2 separate regions of the Homo sapiens genome follow, and region 2 is linked to region 1. Evidence: chromatin contacts called from ENCODE Hi-C or POLR2A ChIA-PET data. All regions are on one chromosome and are shown on one strand. Each heading gives the region's core, a stretch centred on a gene start or an enhancer-like site at or near the end of the contact. The rest is flanking DNA. Distances are from core to core; before and after follow the strand shown. Region 1 overlaps CNBD2 (cyclic nucleotide binding domain containing 2). Region 2 has its middle 49 kb from the start of NORAD.

Evidence for each region. Hi-C counts contacts between places; a loop is a spot of excess contacts on that map. ChIA-PET counts read pairs that join two places held with the same protein, here RNA polymerase II (POLR2A). Pooled maps may share reads with other maps.
Region 2: POLR2A ChIA-PET joins it to region 1 with 14 read pairs in GM10248. The contact joins two enhancer-like sites. A Hi-C loop is called at or near these places in 2 of 168 maps with a recorded cell type or tissue (DLD1 and heart right ventricle) and 1 of 50 pooled maps. POLR2A ChIA-PET finds 5 or more read pairs at or near these places in 10 of 52 experiments (Caco-2, GM10248, GM12878 and 7 more).

Annotation. Positions count from the first base shown.
Region 1 is chr20:36,015,480-36,022,001 of GRCh38, forward strand. All of the region lies in intron 10 of CNBD2 (cyclic nucleotide binding domain containing 2), which reads left to right. Among named protein-coding and RNA genes, the nearest start is that of NORAD, 32 kb to the right of the region's middle. Within about 2 kb of position 2,217, at least 7 of the 41 ENCODE cell types and tissues checked have a DNase peak (open chromatin) inside an H3K27ac peak, as active enhancers do.
Region 2 is chr20:36,097,114-36,103,449 of GRCh38, forward strand. It overlaps a transcript of EPB41L1 not described here. Among named protein-coding and RNA genes, the nearest start is that of NORAD, 49 kb to the left of the region's middle. RefSeq lists an enhancer at 615-1,123. Within about 2 kb of position 1,383, at least 17 of the 41 ENCODE cell types and tissues checked have a DNase peak (open chromatin) inside an H3K27ac peak, as active enhancers do.

The sequences.
Region 1 (6,522 bases), core at 967-3,466:
ACAGTTTCCCAATAAAAGGAACAAGGGCTCTTTGGAAGAATGGTTGAATCTAGGACTAGGGCAGGAAATACACAGGATGAGTCTAGAACATATTGTAAATGCCAGAAAGTAAGGAAGAGCTAGGGGAGGGGGCAGGAACTGCTTTAATATGGGAGCATGTCCAAGGGACATATGGGGGCCACCTAAAAGATCTCCCAATGGTCAAAGCTGAAACAATTTGAACAACAAAATAAAGCAGTGTTGGATTATAACCAAAAGTACAAAATAAACATTCATGAGTGCATATTGATATAAATGAATTAATAATGAATTAATAAATGGAGGAGAAGAGACAAATCTCCCTGCAGAATAAATTTCAAGCAATTTATGTAGATACTCTGTCTTAAAGGAGAGAGTGCCTAACTCTCTACTTAAATGTGGGCCATGCATAGGACTTCCTTCCAAAGAGTACAGTATGGCAAGGGGGGAATGAAGTAACTTTACAATGGAAAAAATCTGAAAAACACAGCCAGATCATCAAGGCCAACATCAACAGTAAAACATCATGTTAATAGTATTGTCCCTTGACAGGATGTGATGAAAATGTCATTTAACCTCTGTGGCCATCCTCTCAATATCTTATAACTCCTGTCTAATCATGAGACGTGATTAGAGGAAAATCATGAGACAAATTTTAACTGTGGCATCCCACAAAATACTCAATGAGTACCCTCAAAACTGCCAAGGTCATCAAAAATGGCCTGAGAAAATGCCACAGCCAAGAGGAGCCTAAAGAGCCCTATTATTAAATGTAATGTTGTATCCTGGATAAGATAGTGGAATAGAAAAAGGGCATTAGGTGAAACAGGAAATCTAAGCAACTCATTGACTTTAGCTAACAGTAATGTAGCAGTAGAGGTTCACTAATTGTAACAAAGACATACCAATGTAAGATGTGGGAAACTGGATGTGGGGTATATGGGGACTCTCTGTACTATCTTCTCAATTTTCCTGTAAATCTAAAACTGTTTTAGAAAATAAGACCACCAGGCCGGGCACAGTGGTTCATGCCTGTAATCCCAGCACTTTGGGAGGCTGAGGCAGGTGGATCACCTGAGGTTGGGAGTTTGAGACCAGCCTGGCCAACATGGTGAAACCCTGTCTCTACTAAAAATACAGAATTAGCCAGGTGTGGTGGCACACACCTGTAACCCCAGGTACTCGGGAAGCTGAGGCAGGAGAATCGCTTGAACCCAGGAGGTGGAGGTTGCAGTGAGCCAGGATTGCACCACTGCACTCCAGCCTGTGTGACAGAGTAAGACTCTGTCTCAAAAAAAAAAAAAAAAAGGAATCCAAGGCTGGGCATGGTGGCTCATACCTGCTGAAGCCCAGGAGTTCAAGACCAGCTTGGGCAACAAAGCGAAATCCTGTCTCTACAAAAAATTAAAAAGTTAGCTGGGCATGGTGACATTTGCCTATGATCCCAGCTACTTGGGAGGGTGGGGTGGGAGGATTGCTTGACCCTGTGAAGTCGAGGCTGCAGTGAGCCATGATTGTGTTACTGTACTTCAATCTGAACAATAGAATGAGAGCCTGTCTCAAAAAAAAAAAAAAAAAAATGCAGTTGTGGGAGCGAGGGCAGTATGGATGACCACGCTTGGCTATGAGCTGATCACTATGGAAGCTGGGTGGCAGGTGCCAGAGCTGAATGAGAGGAGGAGGAGCAGTGTGCGGGTGCAGAGGTAGGGCAGGAGAAGGGATTTCAGGAGGAGCAATGGGCCTTCGGCCTCCCTGTGCCTGCAGAGGGCTGTCTCCTGAAGCCTCATGTGTGGTTATTCAGCATCTGGGAAACTGTTCCCTCACCAAGCCCTCTCCTCTGTTCCTCTGTCACTATCTCCAAGGTTGTCCTTATGCCATTCTCCCCCTGTGTTATGGTGGACTGTGCATGCTCCTTCCCTCCACTCACACCAGCCTGTATGTCCTCAGGGCTGGGAAGGTCAGTCCAGTACTGTCTGGGAGGTCCAGTCCCTAGCACAGCCCTCTGTCAATGCTGATTATTTTTTAGCTCTTAGAAATTTCTTCCTTTTGTTTAGTAAAACATTGCCTCCTACAACTTTAAACTAGCTCCTCTCCTCTCCCTGCCCTGTTCCCCAAAACAGAAGAAATCCACTTCCTTAGCATGTGATGCCCTTAGGTATTTAAAGAATGCTGTTTTGTTTTTCATTCAACATTTATGTAGCCAGGCACAGTGCCAGTGTTCCGTTAATTATTTTCATATTCACGCAGAGTGGCCTCCATTCCTTCGGTCATTCTTCAAGGGGCGTAATTTCCAGCCTTCCAGCCTATTGCTCCTCCTGGAAAGCCCTTCTGCCTGCCCCACCTCTGCGCCCACACACCGCTCCTCCTGCCACTCAGCTCTGTCACCTGCCTCCCAGCCTCCATAGTGATCAGCTCACAGCCAAGCGTGGTCACCCACACTCCCCCTGCCCCCACTACTGGATTCATTGTTTTAGTGGTCTTATTTTTTAGAACAGTTTTTAGATTTACAGAAAAATTGAGAAGATAGTACAGAGAGTCCCCATATGCCCCACGCCCAGTTTCCCCTGTTATTAACATCTTACATTTATACGTCTTTGTTAGAGTTAGTGAAGGTGGTGTCTGCTTCACTTCAATTTATTAATGTTTCAGAGTAAGGTGCTCAGAGATGAACACAGGGCACTAAGGGACAGGGAGGCCTGGGCAGGATGGAGGCACGAGGATGGAAAAGGCCTTGCTCAGTTTGGTAGGCAGTGACAGGAGGGGAGGCTGTGTCAGGAACAGGAACAACAGGGTCTGTTTTGTCCAGGCCCTGCAATGCTGGAACAGGGAGTAAGGCCTTGATTTCCTAGAAGTCCTGGAAGGCTTTGGGTGGGGACTTAGCACAAGGACCTGGCTGCTGCTTCCCACATAGGGCCAGCACATAGAAAGCCTTCAACAAATATTTGTTAACATGACCCCTTTGAAGAAAATGTCTGCGGATGCCTTCGTGAGGTGCCTGTGGTAGGACTCTGAGCTCCCTGTGTTGAGGCCCTGGCTTCAGCTGTAGGAGAATGAGAGTGGTAACTGCTTGACTGAACCCGCCCCCTGGAAGGTGGGTCACATCGTCCTCACCCTTGGGAGTAGCAGTGTGGAGCTGGGTCAGCCCTGGGAGCAGCAGAGGGTGGGGCCTAGGGTGGAGGGACCCAGGTTTTGAGCCAGGAGATATAGGAAGTCCAACTTCTCCAAGGAACAGGCAGGCTGAGGCCTCTGAGGTGGTCAAGACTGGGCAGGCCAGAGCCATGGGCAGCGCAGAAGAGAGGTGGCAAGCAGCATTTCTTATTTTCATTCTGCTTCTAATAGTTAGCTGTGTGGCCACGGGCAAATCACTTTCCCTTTCTGAATCTATGTCATGGGAAAATGAGGAGATTCATCTGGGTGAGCTGCCACCTCTAAAGTTGTGTGGCTCCATTTGGGTCACTCATTCAGCAGATATTCCTTGAGCACCTACCATGCTCCAAGCATGGAACAAAGTGCCATTGTGGCTGAGTAGACTGACGTAATTCCTGCCCTTATGGGGCTTATGATCTAGTCAGGACAGACAACAAACAGATAACTAGTAAATACATAGAAAGTTACAAATTGCTGTTAGGAATGGAATGAAAAGCAGGGTGGGTGGGGAGGTTCTTAAATGGGGTAGCTAAGGGAAGTCTGCTGTGAGGAGGTGATGTTTAAGCTGAGACCTGAATGATGAAAATAATAAGCTATGGGACTGGGCACAGTGGCTCACACTTGTAATCCCAGCACTTTGGGAGGCCAAGGAAGGAGGATGGCTGAGGCCAGGATTTCGAGACCAGCCTGGGCAACATGATGAAACCCCGTCTCTACCAAAAACAAAAATTAGCCGGGTGTGGTGGTGCACACCTGTAGTCCCAGCTACTCGGGAGGCTGAGGCAGGAGGATCCCTTGAGCCCAGGAGGCTGAGATTGTAGTGAGCTGAAATCATGCAACTGCACTCCAGCCTAGGGACAGAGTGAGACCTTGTCTCAAAAAAAGAAAAAAAAAAAAAAAAAAAAAAAGAATAAGCTATGGAACGACCTGGCAGAAAAGTGTTCAAGACAGACAAGCAGCAAGTTCAAGGTTCAAGGCAGGAGGGAGGAGGCGTGTTGGGGGGATTGGAAGGGAGGGCAGGGTGGCTGGAACAGACTAAGCAAGGCAGCAGTGACATGAGGCTGAGATGGAGGGCTTGGAAGGGTGAGACAGCCCAGGCCTTAGGCGGCATGAGATTTATTTGATCCCAGGTGCTTTGGGATGCTGTTTGAAGCATCTAGCCAGAGAAGCAACTGACTCCAGCTGTGTGCATGCAGCAAGTGGGTTGGAGGTGGCTGAGAGAGCAAGCAGGACAGCAGTGCTCCTGAGTGGATCCCTGGTTCAAGGTTGGGCTCTGCCACTTTATGTCTCATTACCTTGGGCAAGCTACTTAACCTGTTTGTGCCTCAGTTTCCTCATTGTAGTTGCTGAAAGCACAGACTCTGAAGACAGACCACCTGATTCAAAGCCTAGGTTTATTGCTTTCCTGATGTGTGATGTTAGACAATTTTTCTTTTCTTTTTCTTTTTTTTTTCTTGAGACGGAGTCTCGCTGTGTCGCCCAGGCTGGAGTGCAGTGGCATGATCTTTGCACACTGCAAGCTCCGCCTCCCGAGTTTATGCCATTCTCCTGCCTCAGCCTCCCAAGTAGCTGGGACTACAAGCACCCGCACCACGCCCGGCTAATTTTCTGTATTTTTAATAGAGATGGGGTTTCACCATGTTAGCCAGGATGGTCTCGATCTCCTGACCTCGTGATCTGCCCACCTCGGCCTCCCAAAGTGCTGGGATTACAGGCATGAGCCACTGCGCCCGGCCGATGTTGGACAATTTTCTTAACCTCAGCATCCTCACCTGTAACATGAGAATAAGAATAGGAGTCAGCTCACTGGATTGTGGTGAGGGTTAAATGGGTTATAGATGCAAAAACTACAAAAGGGCCTGGAATTTAGTGAGTGCTCAATAAATGTTTGTTGGTGCTATTATTACCATTTCATCATCATTGCTATTGTAATTATAAGATGATTGACCGTGGATAGGTAAATTTCCTTTCCTGAACCTCATTTTCCACATCTGAGGATAACCCCCACATGCTAGGATGGTTGTAAGGTGTAAATTCATATATATATGTTTCCTCTCCAGAGTAGGAGCTGGCTAAAGAGCAGCCATTCTGGTTTCTATGCAAGTCCTGGCATTGACTAGGAGGGCCTTTGTTCCCACTGTACTCAACATGAGAGACACACGAGGTGCTTCATGTCCCCCAGAGAACTCTCACATGTGCCATCTCGTGTAGACCCTCAGCAGCTTCAGAGGAAAGGTGGCATAGCTCCACCCCAGTCTTGCCAAAGAGAGACAAAGCCAGGGCTCAGAGCACCCAAAAATTTGTACGTGGTCATATTTCAAGGTCTAGAACCCAAATGGTGGAGGTGGGGAGGGTGTTCCAGATCCCACTTCACATCTCCTTTCAAATTCAGAATCCTTCGGAGACATGTCGATAGATATTCTCACCTGCATTTCACAGGCGAGCAATGGCCCAGGAGGTACTGTGTGCCCCAAATCACATAAGTACAATTTTAAAATATGGAATCAATCTAAGTGTCCGTTAACAGATGAATGGATAAGGAAAATGTGGGACATATACACAATGGAATATCATTCAGCCATAAAAAGGAATGAGATCCTGTCATTTGCAGCAGCGTGGATGGCACTGGAGGCTGTTATGTTAAGTGGAATAAGCCAAGCACAGAAAGACAAATATTGTATGTTCTCACTCATATGTGGGACCTAAAAACTGGATCTCATGAAGATAGGGAGTAGATTGGTGGTTACCAGAGGCTGGGATGGGGAGGAAGAGAGGGAACGAAAAGAAAGAATATGCATGTATTTATTTCCAGTGAACTGTATGCTTAAAAATGGTAAAGATGGTAAATTAGATGTGTATATTGTACTTCAACAACAGCAACTTGGATCCAGGATTAGTCCCAACCCCATGTGTCCTCCACAGAGTGGGCCTCTTGGTTTGTGGCCCTTTTTCTTCTTGAGCCCTATACAGCTGGCATTGGTGGCTCTGGGGCCACTAACCGTTCCTGCCCCTGCCCCTCCTTGCCTGAGCCTTGATTAACAGCTGAGAGGCTGAAGACTGAGCACTGGATTGGGAGTTCAGCAACAAGGATTCTAGTCCTGGCTCTGCCTGTCCCAGGTGTCTCCTTAAAAAGCGGATTGCACCCTTCATCACGGAAGCAAGTATGCCTGTGGACTTCCATCTCCCTTCCAGATAGAACAAAGTAGGAATTCAAGCCAAGGAACAGGAGGGCAGCTGGAGAGAGGAGGACCTGTGGCCACCGAAGTCTGTGAGGGATGGAGGAGAAACAGAGGCCTGCAGGAAAGTGTGGGGTGGGTGGCTGCAAAGATAAGGTCCAGAAGAGGACTGGCTGTTTGA
Region 2 (6,336 bases), core at 133-2,632, 81 kb after region 1:
AATGAGAAGAGGAAAAGTATTGAAAGAGGAATCCAAATATCTGCGTCCATGCCTTGTTATGTGACTGAGGGCCAATCACTTTCCCCTTTTGGCACGTGTCCATCTCTGTAAAATGAAGGTATTGGGATGGGTGGCACACTTAGTAGTGGTTACTAGCACTGGCTCTACAGTCATTCGGGGCTTGCCATGTACTAGCTGGGGGGACTAGGGCAAGTGATTCCATTTCCTCATTTCCTTACTTGTAAAACAGGACCAGTACTAGTATCTGTTTCACAGGATTGTTTTGATAATTAAATGAGATAACATCCTTGGAATGCTTAGCATAATGTGAGTGCATAAGAAACATTTGATAAATGTCAACTATTATGACCATTATTGCTACTCCACAATTCAGCTCAACATTCTTGAAGGCCTTTGTATTGGGCCCTAGGCCTACAAAAACAGAAATGAATCCAGCAGTATTCACAGGTTGGGGGTGGGAGCAGACATGTAAAGATGCAATACCACCGCAAGGACAATGTACAAGCTGCCAGGGTGTGGCTGTTTATGGAGGAAAAGGCTTCCTGGAGGACAGAGATGGTGTTTGGGCTGGATTTTACCGTCTGGGTATTTGAAATAGCATGTGCAAAGGCAGAACGGCTTCTTAGGGGAACCCCAAATAGTTCCACATGGTTGGAATAGGAGGTGGTGAGTGGCAGGGATGAGGGTGGAGGAGTGAATGACTGGAGATAAAGCTGAGAGGAAGATTAGGGACAGATCTGGTGCAGGCCAAAGAGCCTGAGCAAGTCCTGCAGACGGCAGGGAGCTGGGGAAGAGGAGTAAGCCAACCAGGAAGGATCAGATTTGCATTTCAAAAACACAGCTCTCCAGGTGGTGACAGAGGATGGTTGGTCTGGGAGGAAGGGAAGGACTGTTGACCTGGAGACCTGGGCACAGAGGCTGCTAAACAAGCTCAATGGGAGGCCCCACTGGGGTGGATAGATACCTAGAACAGGCTGTTCTAGGAAGCTTTTTCCTCTGTAAGCCTGTCTTCAGCCTGGTTTCACGACAGCCTGGCCCTGGAAGGTGCAGGAGAGGTGAGAGTGACTTCTCATGAGGAGCCTCTGGGTCCTCTTTAACCTCTAAAGCTGCCTAATGAGTGGGAATCTGAAAAACAGAGTTTGAGGGTCCTAGGTCTGCTACTCAAAGGATGCACAGTGTATTAACTTCCTAGGGGTGCTGTCATGAAGCACGCAAACCAGGTAGCTTTGAACCACAGACATTTACTCCCCCACTTGTGGAGGCTAGAAGTCTGAAATCCAGGTGTCAGCAAGGTTGGCTCCTTCTGGAGGCTCTGGGGCAATCTGTTTCCTGCCTTTCTCCTAGCTTCTGGTGGTTGCCAGCAATCTTTGGCATTTCTTGGCTTGCAGCTGCATCTGCCTCTGTCGTCACGTGGCTTTCTCTCTGTTTCATTTCCTCTTCTAAGGACACCAGTCATATGGGATTTAGAACCCACCCTAGTCCAGTATGACCTCATTTGAACTTGAGTAATTGCATCTGCAAAGACCCTGTTTCCAAATATGGTCACATTATGAAGTTTTAGGTAGACATAAATTTGGGTTGGGAGGGGACACTGTTCAACCCAATACATGCAGGAAGTTGGGGAGGAGTGCATGCCTTTTAGTTCCACAGGGCTACATCCAAATTTAGGCTTTGCAGTGGAGCCTCTATGAAATGGAGACAGTAGGCCAGGCATGGTTGCTCACGCCTGTAATCCCAGCACTTTGGGAGGCCGAGGTGGGCAGATCATCTGATCAGATTTGTATTTCAAATTTGAGTGATCTGAGGCGGATTATTCCTGAGGTCAGGAGTTTGAGACCAGCCTGGCCAACATGGTGAAACGCTGTCTCTACTAAAAATACAAAAATTAGCCAGGCGTGGTGGCGGGCACCTGTAATCCCAGCTACTCGGGAGGCTGAGACAGGAGAATTGCTTGAACCTGGGAGGCGGACATTGCAGTGAGCTGAGATTGTGCCACTGCACTCTAGCCTGGGTGACAGAGCAAGACTCCGTCTCGAAAAAACAAAACAAAACAAAACAAAGAAATGGGACAGTAGCACCTACAGTAGTGTCATGGTCATGAGACTTGATCAAAATAACAGATATGAGCATGCCTAATGAGGTAGTACACAGTAGGCACTCAATACCTACTTCCTTTCCAGCTCTCCCTTCTCTGCACTTAGGAGCTTGGACAAGTCACCTAATCTTGCTTTACTTTCCTCATCTATCAAATGTGAATAATCATCATCCAGCCCTGCCTACTTCACCAAATTGCGATCCCAGGAGATAATGAGAAAGCTCTTTGTAAATTGCTTAAGGGCTTGTAGCTGTGATTTTTAATTATAATAATAATCATCATAATAACCCTTGGCCATTGTCATATCCGCTGCATTCTCCTCAGAGCCCAGCCCAGCCCAGCCCGCTCCTCTCCTGAGACAGGTCCTCTTTGCCTGTTTGTGCTCAGAGGCATCCCATGAAGTGTCGCCTCTGTCTGAGTTGGGAGGACCTTAGAGATGGTCCTTGCCGTTGCCCTTATTAGCCTGAGGAGGGAAACATGCTCAGGGAGAAAAAGTGACACCCGCAAAGTCACACAGCTGGTCAGTGGTAATTGGAACACCTTATCTGTGGCTCCTGTCTTCAGTCTGAACAGTGCTTTTTCCCTAGTTGCAACTTTAGGCCCAGAAGCAGGAGCTCAGGGCAGATAGAGGCCTGGAGTGGGCTCTGCATATGTTCCAGAGGTGAGGATGCAACAGGAGAGTGTCCTGCTGTCAGGATTAGAACCCCAAGAAAGGGGTCCCTGGGCTCTGAGTGAGCAGGCTGAATGGGCCGGTTGTTCTGTTATCACTCTGGCTATGGCCATCTCTGCCTACTCTGGTGGGAGGGCCACCATGCGGGGCTCTGGAGTCTAGATGTAACCCAAGGCTTCAGTGTCCCTGTTGACAGCCAGGGTGGCATTTCTCAGCAGGTCCTGTCCCTCTAAGCCTTGCCTTGGTGGGTCTAGGGAAAGCTCTGGGAAAGAGAGAGGGCTTATACTGTCCTGGTAGTTTCTGGCAAGTCATCTTCCTTTCCCCCCACACTGGGGAAGCCAGGCCCCTCCTTGGCCCCTTGATTCTTCTTTCCTTTCCTCCCTCCTCTTCTCAGTTTGCTCTCTCCCTTCTGTCTGCTTTCTCCCCTTCCCTCTCCCCACCTTGTCCCCAGATTAGAGGTCTAAAGATAGAGTCTCCAGGCCCACTTCAGGTGGGTGGTTTTGGGTTTGCTTGAGGCCACCTAGAATTAGAAAGTCTAGAGTCTTCCTCATAAGAGGCTCACTCTGGTGACTTATAATCAACTGCTTATGTTTATTGGCTTACTGTGTGCCAGGCCCTGTGCTAAGCGCTTTACATGCCTTATGTCTTTTAATCCTTACAACTACCAAGTGAGGCAGAGATGATGATCCCCGTCGTATTACAGGAGGCTAAATAACTTGCCCAAGGCCTACGCAGTCCTCAGCCAGCAAGTGGCACAGCTGGGATTTCAATCTAGATCTGTCCGAAGCCCACCGGTACTCTTGAGTCTTTCCTATATGGCCTGTGACAGAGCCTGCGGGAGCATTTAGGTGTCCACAGAGGGGCATGCATTTGCTCAAATTCAGAGAACAAATTCTTGACTCTGAAAGAAGGGCTTCCAATCGAGGAATCTTCCCTCCCAGGCCTGCACTCTGGCAGCACCTCCGGGACTGGCCTTTCTACAGCATCAGCCTTGGGGCCCGCCAAGGCTCTGAGCCCATCTGGTTCTAGGCAGCTGCCCACCTGTAGGAGAGACACTGCATCGGTATGGGGGGTGGTGACAGGGCCCATCTGAAGGTACTTGCCTTTTTTCCTAGTTATTGTTTTGTCTCTGGCCACCTCAATTTTTCATTGAATCGAGTCTTCCACTTAAAGAAGCATATCATTTGCAAAGAGCATTACTTTTGTCTCCTCACAAGACTGCTTGGGAGCTTGGATATGCTGCAGGCTCAGTGACGGGTGGAACTCTGGAAGAAGTGGGGAGGGAGGCAGAGACCGGAGCCAGGAGACCCAGGTTCAGAGGTACATATCCACCAGAAGAAAAAAAGGAGCTGGCCTGAGGGCCAGAGGGAGGTGGCCTGGAGAGAGGGAGGAATAGGAAACCTGCTCTCACCCCATGTGCAGCCCGGGAGTCCAGACTCCCTCCCAGTCAGGGCTGCTGGTCTCAGACTGTCACTCAGGAATCTGGGCAGCTGCAGTCAGCTTGTTGAGCCTCCACCCACCCCAACCGAGACCATTATGTTGGTCAGCCTGGCTCAGCCCAGCCACCTGCCTGCCTGAGCAGGTGGCTCAGTCAGAAGGGACCTTGGTGAAGGAGTGGTGGCTTTGAAACTTCTATCCACAGAGCCACTCTTCATAGGCAAGGGAGCAGAAGTTCAATTTGTGAAACACCTAAAAGGGGGAGCAGCTTAGCACCCCACCCCATTCCCCTCCCTCCTAGGGTTCCCTAAGGCTGGGCCTCTCAAACTTTGTTTCCCCCTAAGAGCAACAAAGGTGAGCATGCTAAAAAGCAAAATAAAACAAAACAAAACCTGTGTGCCATGGCTCATGCCTGTAATCCCAGCACTTTGGGAGGCTGAGGCAGGTGGATCACCTGAGGTCAGGGGTTCGAGACCAGCCTGACATGGTGAAACCCTGTCTCTACTAAAAATACAAAAATTAGCTGGGCATGGCTGCATGCACCTGTAATCCCAGCTACTAGGGAAGATGAGGCAGGAGAATCGCTTGAACCTGGGAGGCGGAGGTTGCAGTGAGCTGAGATCACACCATTGCACTCCAGCCTGTGTGACAGAGTGAGACTCTGTCTCAAAAAACAAAACAAAACAAAACAAAACAAAACAAAAAAAACAAAAAAACCCAGCACTCTTTTTCCAGACCTCACCCAAGAGATTCAAACCCAGCTGCTCCATGGGCGGGGTGGGGGGTGGGCGTCAGATCCGAGGTAGGGCCCCGGAAGCAGCCTGCTGTAACAGTCTCCCCATCGAGATGATTGGGACACAGATGGTTCTCAGATTGCCCTTGTAGAAGGCTGGCCTCAGATGTTCATGAACTTCTGAAATATGGCATGCACAATGTTAAGAGTGTGCATTGTCCCTAGGAGAGGATCCACAGGCACCGTCTGTCTTGGAGTCACAACCCATACAACTTTAGAACTGCTGTCTTCAGGGTTGTTTTGCGCAGTTGGAGCCTAACGTCTAGAGAAAGGTCACCAGGGAGCCAATGGCAGAGCTGGGTGGAGAGGGCTGGTCTCTCATGCCTCTCAGCACATTACTGGCTTTGCTGTGAAGGTGGTCAGGGACTGTAGACCTGTCCCTCTGTCTGGGCCTCAGTTTTCCTAGCTGTAAAATGGGGGTTGGACAGGATAATCCCAAGTTTCCATGCAGCTTTGATCTGTGGTTCTGGAAGTCAGGTCTCCTGCTGCCCAGTCCAAGTTCTTTGTCCTTTTCCTTGCTCCTCCCTGGCTTCACCCACCACTGGGGGGACCTCCCACTTTTGCATCTTCCATCTTCAGAGATTCTGGACACAGCCTGCATTCTGGCCCCTTGAGTCCCTTCTGTCTGACCACATGCCCAAATGCTCAAGTCCTTTCTCCCTTTCCGTCCCCACTCACCATAATTGAGCAAGGTGCCTGTGAATCTGGGGAAGCTCAAGGTGACCTCTGTTCAGAGCTGGACATGTGGGTCAGTGCCAAGGGGAGGGCTGCGAAAACTAATTTCCTGAGGCTCCTGGGACACACCCAGTGCTTCCTATGTCTTTGCCCTAGCTCCCTCTGTTCCTCCCTGCCAAGAATGCCACCCCCTCCATTCCCCAATCACTGTTGAAATCCTGTCTGCCTTTTCAAGGCTCAGCTCAGATGCCAGCCTATGTCCTACAAAGCCTTGTAAGCCCTCCCCCTCACTCCAAGATGAAATTTGTCTTTAACTCCTCTGCACTCCCTTAGTACCTTATCTGTTCCCCTCTGGGGGATGAGTTCTTTTTGGTCTTAGCTTTATCCAGGGAGGTGGCTTTCACCGGGTTGTGAGCACTGGGATGCCTTATGTCTTATTCTTTGCTTCCCAGCACCTAGCATGGGGCTGTGCACAGAACAAGTTCTTAATTGAGGCTTACTAAGTTTGCAGAATCTGCCTCCAGCTCTGGGCTGAGCTGGCCTCTTTACAGCCCCTATGGCCCATGTCACTGGCAGGCCATGGTTTCTCACAGGGCCCCTCCCTCTATTTGTGGATTGGAGGGAGGCCAAGTAGGGCAATAAGAA